Regions from separate parts of the Homo sapiens genome. Here region 2 is linked to region 1. Evidence: read pairs that join two places in POLR2A ChIA-PET (ENCODE). Cell type or tissue: endothelial cell of umbilical vein. All regions are shown on one strand. Region 1 holds the start of LOC107986834 (a long non-coding RNA gene). Region 2 overlaps LAMB4 (laminin subunit beta 4).

Region 1 (4,000 bases):
CGAGATCAAGCCACTGCACTCTAGCCTGGGTGACAGAGCAAGACCCTGTCTCAAAAAACAAAACAAACAAACAAAAAAGATTTAAAAATTCAACAAAAGGGCTTTAGAATTATACATAAATATGAAAATTCTTAAAATGTAGGCTGTTACAGAAAATTGCAGAATCTATTTCCCTAGAGATCCTGAAGAATAGAAAGAAACTTTTCTACAGGAAGGACCACCCCAGAAAGCTCTCTTGAAGTATATAATTACAATGGTTCACATATCCAGCCTTGAGACTTTAGTTATCTAAAAAAAAATCTATATATGTAAAAAATCTCATTCCTCAGTAATGCCAGATAAATCATTCTAACTTCTATTACTTGCTGTATCAGTTGTTCAAGATGTGACCAATGCAAGATTCAGTGAAACAGTGTCTCTTTACATTTTAAAGTATTAACAATTTGACAGTGTGTATCATGAGCTATTATAAAATTCAGTAATTCCACTGTGGAACCTGTATGTTAAGAAAATAATCTTAAAGATGGAGGGAAAAGCTTTGTGGCTAATTCATTGAAGCACATCTTATATTAAAAATTCAAAGAAGCTAAGTAACTAACAATAAACCAATTAAACGTTAGGATTTTACCAGTCTGAGTTCTTGGATGCAATCACTGAAAACCAGCAGTAGCTTATTAAGCAGGAAAGGAATTTATTCAAAGGATATCTGACAGCATACAAAAAGAAATGGCTGGAGAAAATGTAACTAAGGACAACTATGCATCAGGCGATATTTCCAAGACCACACCTCAGTACACTCAGGTTAGGAGGCCAATGCTGTCCTCCTTGGACACTCACCACCATCCCAGTGACTTGCAGCTGTCTCTCTGTCTTGTATCACTCTCTCAGTACTCAGCAACCCTGGAAGAAGTAATCCAGTTGGCCGGGCCTCTTCATGTGCCCTCGGTACCATATTGACTAAATAGAGAGAATATCTATTCCCTTTGACTTTGGTAGTAGAAGGGGAGTTTTTCCTCTACTTATCTTTGGAATCCTCCAAGATAGGAAGGATTTTGATGCCAGGTATCAAAAAAATTATAAATTTCTATTAAATGTAATCAATATGAATAAAGTTAACCTCTTTGACTTCCAAATATCATAATACATTCTTCATCCCATTTTCCTTTTTTTTTTGAGACAAAGTTTTGCTCTTGTTGCCCAGGCTGGAGTGCAATGGTGTGATCTCGGCTCACCGCAACCTCAGCCTCCCGGCTTCATGCGATTCTCCTGCCTCAGCCTCCCGAGTAGCTGAGATCACAGACATGTGCCACCACGCCCGGCTAATTTTGTATTTTTAGTAGAGACAGAGTTTCTCCATGTTGGTCAGGCTGGTCTCAAACTCCCGAACTCAGGTGATCCACCCGCCTCGGCCTCCCAAAGTGCTGTGATTACAGGCGTGAGCCACCATGCCCGTCCCCCATTTTCCCTTCTAAAGTAAAAATAAGTGCTTCTACCAAACAAAATATAGCACTCAGCCAAATGAAAGCACACCCACATTGTCTTCAAGGGAAACCAACCCACAGTCTCATCACTCACCAAGTGCATCCAGCTCTGAAACCTTGGCCTCCAGCTGAGGTCCACTTCTTCCGCACTTCAGCTAATAATTCCTTCTGGAAATACTGCAACTTATAATCAAAATTGTAAAGTTAACCACCAACAAATACCAAATATAGACTACTGAGGGAGGAAAGGGAGATAAAAATGAAATATATTTTATAATTAAAAATATAAATACACACAAAACATAGCATATTGAGAAACACAGATTGAGGATGTAGACTTTGTCTTTGTAACCACTCAGGAGGCTTTCACTGGGATTTAAGATCTGCTTTCTCTACTGCTCCTTCCATGGTCCCTCTGGTCCTAGTCACATCCATCTGTTGCCACTGTGAACCAGCAGCTCTATTTATCTTTGTCAGGATCAATTACACCAGCCAAAATTATACACCCCCCTTTTTTGCCTGTTTATCCTTTACAGCTTGAAATAGCTGGGTATTGGTACATATTCTAATTCAGTGGAACAACCATTATATTATCGAGTAAAAACACACTTCCTTAGAGATTAGGGCCCAAAGTCACAGGTACAAAAAGGAACCTTTTGCTTGTGAGTCATTCGGATATAATTGTGATCAGTATCATGCATTTCCACTTTTGGTTTCAGATCCATGTATTCTGCCTATAGGAGGTTCCATCAGCTTTCATTGTAGAAGGCACAGCTCTGCCTCCCATCTAAGAGGATTTAATGTGAGTAGCCAAAATAAATAAATAAAAAGAATTAAAGGATGTAAAGAACCTATATGTAGTCAATTGATAATATTTATATGCAACAACAACATGCATACTTTTTCTTTTCTTTTTTTTTTTTTTTTTTTTGAGATGGAGTCTTGCTCTGTCACCTAGGCTGGAGTGCAGTGGCACGATCTCGGCTCACTGCAACCTCTGCTTCCCAGGTTCAAACGATTCTCCTGGCTTACCCTCCCGAGTAGCTGGGATTACAGGCATGTGCCACCATGCCTGTCTAATTTTGTATTTTTAGTAGAGACAGGGTTTCACCATGTTGGCCAGGCTGGTTTTGAACTCCTGACCTTGTGATCTGCCCACCTCAGCCTCCCAAAGTGCTGGGATTACAGCATCAATCTAATCATTTTCTTAATTCGAGTTGACTGAAAATGACATCTCCCCAACACTAGGAGATCTGATAAGGTGTGTGAGGGACCAGCGTGAAGAAGTCGGGATGGAATCTGCACATCCCAGAGTAGGGGATAAGTGAGGGGAGGAGTCAGAGAGCCCACGTTTGAACCCCAGAGGCCAGGTAGAAGTATTTGGAACCCAGCTAGCCACATCAGAAAATCAATATGAAGATCAGAAAGCAAGTTGCCATGAGGTAGCTGGTGTGGCCCATTAAAGGAGACTATCCTGTATCTTCTCCCAGATTAGAAACCAATCACAGATGAAGGACAGCTGAGACCCAACAGGTGAAAACAATTAGGCAGAAGCACTGGCATGGCACAATGAAGGGAAGGAAAGCTGAAAGCAGACCCTGGCAAGAACACATGAGCCTCATGAGGCTCAGGCTGGAAATTGCTGTCTGACATCCATTCTACTCCTTCTTCCTTTTGGTAATAGGACTTCTCCACATTTTAACCAGGCACACAGCTGCCTAGCGAGAGAGACTGTATTTCAACCTCCCTTGCAGTTTGATGTGACCATGTGACTAAATTCTGGCCAACAGATGAGTGTCAATGTTGTGTGCAACTTCCAGGGCACAACCCTAAAAGGAAGTTGTTTGTCGTTTGTGGGAGAGGCAGAATTATGGCCCCCAAAAGACGTCCACATCCTAATCTCAAGAACCTGTGAATATATTACGTTACATGGCAAAGGGAAAGTTGACAGAATGAAGGTCTTCATCAACTGGCTTTGAGATGGGGAGAGGATGCTGGATTTTCCAGGTGGGCCCCGTGTAATCACAAGGGTTCTCTCAAGTGGAAGAGAAGGCAGGAGAGAGTCAGAGGGACAGCAGCACGGGAGGATTGACCTGATGTTGCTGGCTTTGAACATGAAGGAAGGGGCCAATGGCTGAGGAAGGTAAGTTGTCCCTAGAAGCTGGAAAAAGCAAGGAAAGAGATGCTTCCTTAGAGCCTCCTGGAAGGAATACCACTATGCCAACACATTGATTTTAGCCCTGAATTGGACTTTTAACCTACAGAACTATGAGATAAATTTATGTCATTTAAAGCCACTAAGTGTGTGGATATTTGTTACAGCAACAAGAGGAAACAAAAACACCCTCCATTTGTTTCCCCCCTACCTTCAATTGGGTGGGAATATGGAGAGCCGGCTATCCCCATGCACATGAAGATAATACTGTGAAACAAGGTGGAAGAAACAGGTCCCTGGTTGACTGTACAAGTAAGGGTCCTACCAGGAAACACGGGACACACCTGGGGCAGTTCCATAAGGG
Region 2 (4,000 bases), 94 kb before region 1:
AAGAGTTTTGTTTTGTTCGTTTTAGTTTCATGGAAGCATCTCTTGGACTTTCATATGCGGGTGTCCATTGCAAATAAGAAAGGGATACAGAATGCAGTATCTTTCAAGTGTATTATTCTCGGTATCTCTTTTTGATGGAGAATCCTGCTGATATGGAGTTCAGTTCAACACATTTTAGAAGTATTTATTTTTAATCCAAATCTGTATTTTGAAATACAGATTTCAAAAGACTCAAAGAGGTATTACACCTCATGCCACCCAGCAAGCAAAGTAGGGACCATTTGTCATCTATTAATAAACTTAAAAGTCTGATACATCTTTGGCCAATATTAAATAAATACATAACTTTCCCCCTTAACCAGTCATTTCTGCAGGCCCTGTGCTGTCCTTAGACTGCCTTCCGTGTAAGCTATTTCTGTTGTGTTCAAGGGTGGCTCAGTTACTCAAAAGCTCAAGATGACTGCAACAGGGGTGCCTGTCATCCCACCACTGGTGATCTCCTGGTGGGCAGGAACACGCAGCTTATGGCTTCTTCTACCTGTGGGCTGAGCAGAGCCCAGAAATACTGCATCCTCAGTTACCTGGAGGTGGGTTGGCTCTTTGTTTATTTGCTGGGACATTATTTAATCAATGATGTAGATTTTTCCAGGTACACCTGGGGCTACTCAGACATTAAAGGAGACAACTTCCTTTTTAAACAATGGAGACACTGGTGCAGTTGTCCCTCAGTATCCACGGGGCGTTGGTGCCGGGACCCTTTCCCCCAACACCGAAATCCATGGATGCTCAAGTCCCTGATCTAAAATGGCATAGTATTTACATGTAACCTACCTATATCCTCCCATGTACTTTAAATAATCTCTAGATTACTTGTAATACCTAACATAATGTAAATGTTATGTAAATAATTATTACACTACATCTTAAAATGTGTTCTTTTTATTGTTATATTGTTAATCTTATTTTTATTTCATTAGGGACAGGGGTCTCACTCTGCTGCCCAGGCTGGAGTGTACCTCAGCCTCTGAAGCAGCTAAAAATACAGGCATGCACCACCACACCTGGCTAATTTTAATTTTGTCTTTTTAGAGACAGGGTCTCACTATGTTGCCCAGGCTGATCTCGAACTCCTTGCCTCAAGCGATCTTCCCACCTCAGCCTCCTGAGTTGCTGGGATTACAGGCTAAGCCACTGGGCCTACCCTGTTATTGTTTTATTGTTGTTATTTTTTCCCAAATATTTTCAATCCTTGGTTGGTTGAATCCACAAATATGGAACTTGCAGATGCAGAGAGCCAACTCTCATGTAATTCAAAGTCCAGGAAACCTTAACTGATCAAAAATAAGGAAGATTTGCTTAATTTCCATTTCCTGTTACCTTCAGAATGAGACATAAAAGTCTTTTTGGTTAGTCTTTGTAAGGAATTGCTATAAAATTTACTAGTCTACTTGGCTACCTTTGCCACTCCCATAGAGGAAACCTAATTGACTCATTTAATGAAGTTTGAAGATTCATCAGGGCCTGCTGCCATTATGCTGAACATGAGTCCTCATTGCTCTGCCTTGAGATGGAAGAGGTGTAGAACTTTGAATTGATTGTACACCAACATAATACTACTTGGAAGTTATACTGTCTAAAAATCATAAATTCCCAATGTGAACATAGTTTTGTGCCTTTTCCCCTTAAAGATCAGTTTTATAAAAGGATAAGTGGCTTTTCAGGTTTCTTTTCCTCTCCATGTACTGGGAACAGAACAAGCATCCAAGGTCATCTGAGTATCGTCCCTACCAAAAACCCTGAGGTAATCACGTCCACCCCATAAATGAGAGGATGTGCAGGAAGGAAGTTGGACATAAGCCTAATGTTAGTGGTCCAGGCTTTTCCATGTATTGTTCATTTAAAGCAACTGCTTAAGTCTCTGGGAAATGCTTTGTATTCAAATTGGTTTCTAGTAAAAGGTGACTATTATAAATAAGTGGAGACAATACTTGGGTGCATATCACTGTTCTAAGTTTGGGAAGTACTTGTGTAAGAAAGCAAATTCTCTGCATGTGCAAGGAAATTACATGGTGGAAGTTCTGCTCAACTCTAGGCCAGGTGACTACTAAGTCCAGGTGCTCTGGACAAAGAATTGGTTCTCAACTCTATTTTTTAGATAGGGTCTCGCTCTGTCACCCAGGCTGGCATGCAGTAGCATGATCACAGCTCACTGCAGCCCCAACCTCCCAGGCTCAGGTGATCTTCCCACCTCAGCTTCCCAAGTAGGGGAGGCTACTCCACCTACTGGTGGAGTAGGCAAGCACCACCATGCCCTGTTAATTTTTGGTATTTTTATAGAGACCAGTCCCACTATGTTGCCCAAGCTGGTCTCCAACTCTTGGGTTAAAGTGATCCGTCTGCCTCAGCCTCCCAAATGCTGGAATTACAGGCATGAGCCACCGCCACTTTCCAATATGAGCGCCAGCCATCTTGTTCTCCCACTGGCATTTGCTTACTGTTGCCTGAGCCAACATACTCTGATGATAATTAGAAATTGGTGTTCTTATATCTCAAAGTTATACCACCAAAAATAGAAGTAACTCCAACTGTGGAGGCTTCTTTTGTCTAGAGAATGACAGAAATCTTAGAAAGCTTAGAGCTGGAAAAAACCTCAAAATATTTCAGGCTGACAAAGTGTATTATAGAAGGGGCTACGACCACTGGTCTAGACAAACATTCACGCAGCATGGAGGATGATTTTTTCCCATCTGTTATCTAAGAAAGAGCTACCAAGCAAAACATTTTGTTCAGAAGCTTCCAGTCAACATTGACCTATTAAATTATCCAAGATGGAACTCACATTTAGTGGCCACAACTTAGCATCCTCTGAAGCCAACCTCATCAAAGATTATACTTCTAAAATGTTAACCAAAAAATGGTCCACAAGCCCTGAAGTTAAACATTTTCTCAAGTAATTTCCATAGTATTATTGGAAATTATTTGAAGACCATCACTTTTGATAGAATCACAAAGCTTCTACTGGTCACTGGGATGGGCCTACCCCTATGCAAAATTTATTTAGATCCATTTTGCCTTAATTTTCAAAAGGCATTTTGGCTTTCTTCAACAATAAGGCCTATAGTGACCAGTGATGCTAAGATACACTGATTATATGAATCTCTCGAAGGGTTGATTTGTTTTGACTGTAGCTGAAATAATCATTAAAATCATCCTGCATTTAATAAATTTTACTGAACATCTACTATGTACCACACACTATTCTAGGTAATGGAGATACAGCAATAAATAAAACCAGGTCCTTGCCCCATTCAGTTTTTATTCTTATTATAGAGACAGACAATAAACCAACAACTGTATAATATAGCCTCAAGTAGTGATAAGGGCTTAGGAAATATATAAAGCAGGACAAAAAATAGAGAGTGGCAGAGGGCCATGGGGGTGAAAAGATGGTGGCATTTTAATAGGGTAGTCAGGGAAAGGCTCTTTGAAATGAAGGCATTCTAACAGAAACCTGAAATAAGGGAAGGAGCAAGAGATAAGACTAGCTGGGAGGAAGAACAACTTGAACTCTTCTGACTCTAAGTGCTTAAAAAATAGCAAGAAGCATGTGTAGCCAGAGTCAAGAGAGTGAAAAGCCAAGTAGACATAAAGGCAAAGAGGTGGCCCTGGCCAGATCATGTTGGGCCTTGTGAGCCATGGCTAGGACATACAAGCAACGTGCACTGAGTGCCACCAGCTGAGCACCTATGCTGTTGTAGGCAATTTCCAGCACAGAAGGTTATAATGATCAGCCCCCGCTTCCCAGAAGCTTTGCAAAAGAGCTCCTTCAGAGTCCTCTGAGTATTAGCCAGGAATAACTGCAGGCCACTGACAGTGCTTTGGAAATCCTTACAGAGCCCCTTAGGAGTTTCAAGTATAGCTGCAAGTAGATGCATTAAATTAAGCAAACTCAAAGGCCAGCCTTTGCTGTTGTAACCTTCAAAAATCCATCCTAAGCAGG

Evidence for each region. ChIA-PET counts read pairs that join two places held together with the same protein. Peaks named below come from ENCODE experiments on the same cell type or tissue, not always from the same donor. Only the 100,000 strongest peaks of a DNase experiment are listed, where the experiment ranks them.
Region 2: POLR2A ChIA-PET joins it to region 1 with 6 read pairs; 2 of 35 experiments call an interaction of 5 or more read pairs at or near these places.

What each region holds. Positions count from the first base shown.
Region 1 is chr7:108,018,883-108,022,882 of GRCh38, reverse strand. LOC107986834 (a long non-coding RNA gene) reads right to left here and starts at 1,943. Exons shown (of 3, transcript XR_001745319.1): 1 at 1,779-1,943; 2 at 1,576-1,664; 3 at 450-900. It also overlaps a transcript of LAMB4 not described here. In endothelial cell of umbilical vein, no CTCF peak of the experiment used is centred here; a DNase peak (open chromatin) is centred at 2,112; H3K27ac peaks cover 360 bases.
Region 2 is chr7:108,112,591-108,116,590 of GRCh38, reverse strand. LAMB4 (laminin subunit beta 4) reads left to right here. Exons shown (of 34, transcript NM_007356.3): 3 at 430-587. Among named protein-coding and RNA genes, the nearest start is that of LAMB4, 16 kb to the left of the region's middle. In endothelial cell of umbilical vein, a CTCF peak has its summit at 2,282 (motif pointing left); a DNase peak (open chromatin) is centred at 1,840.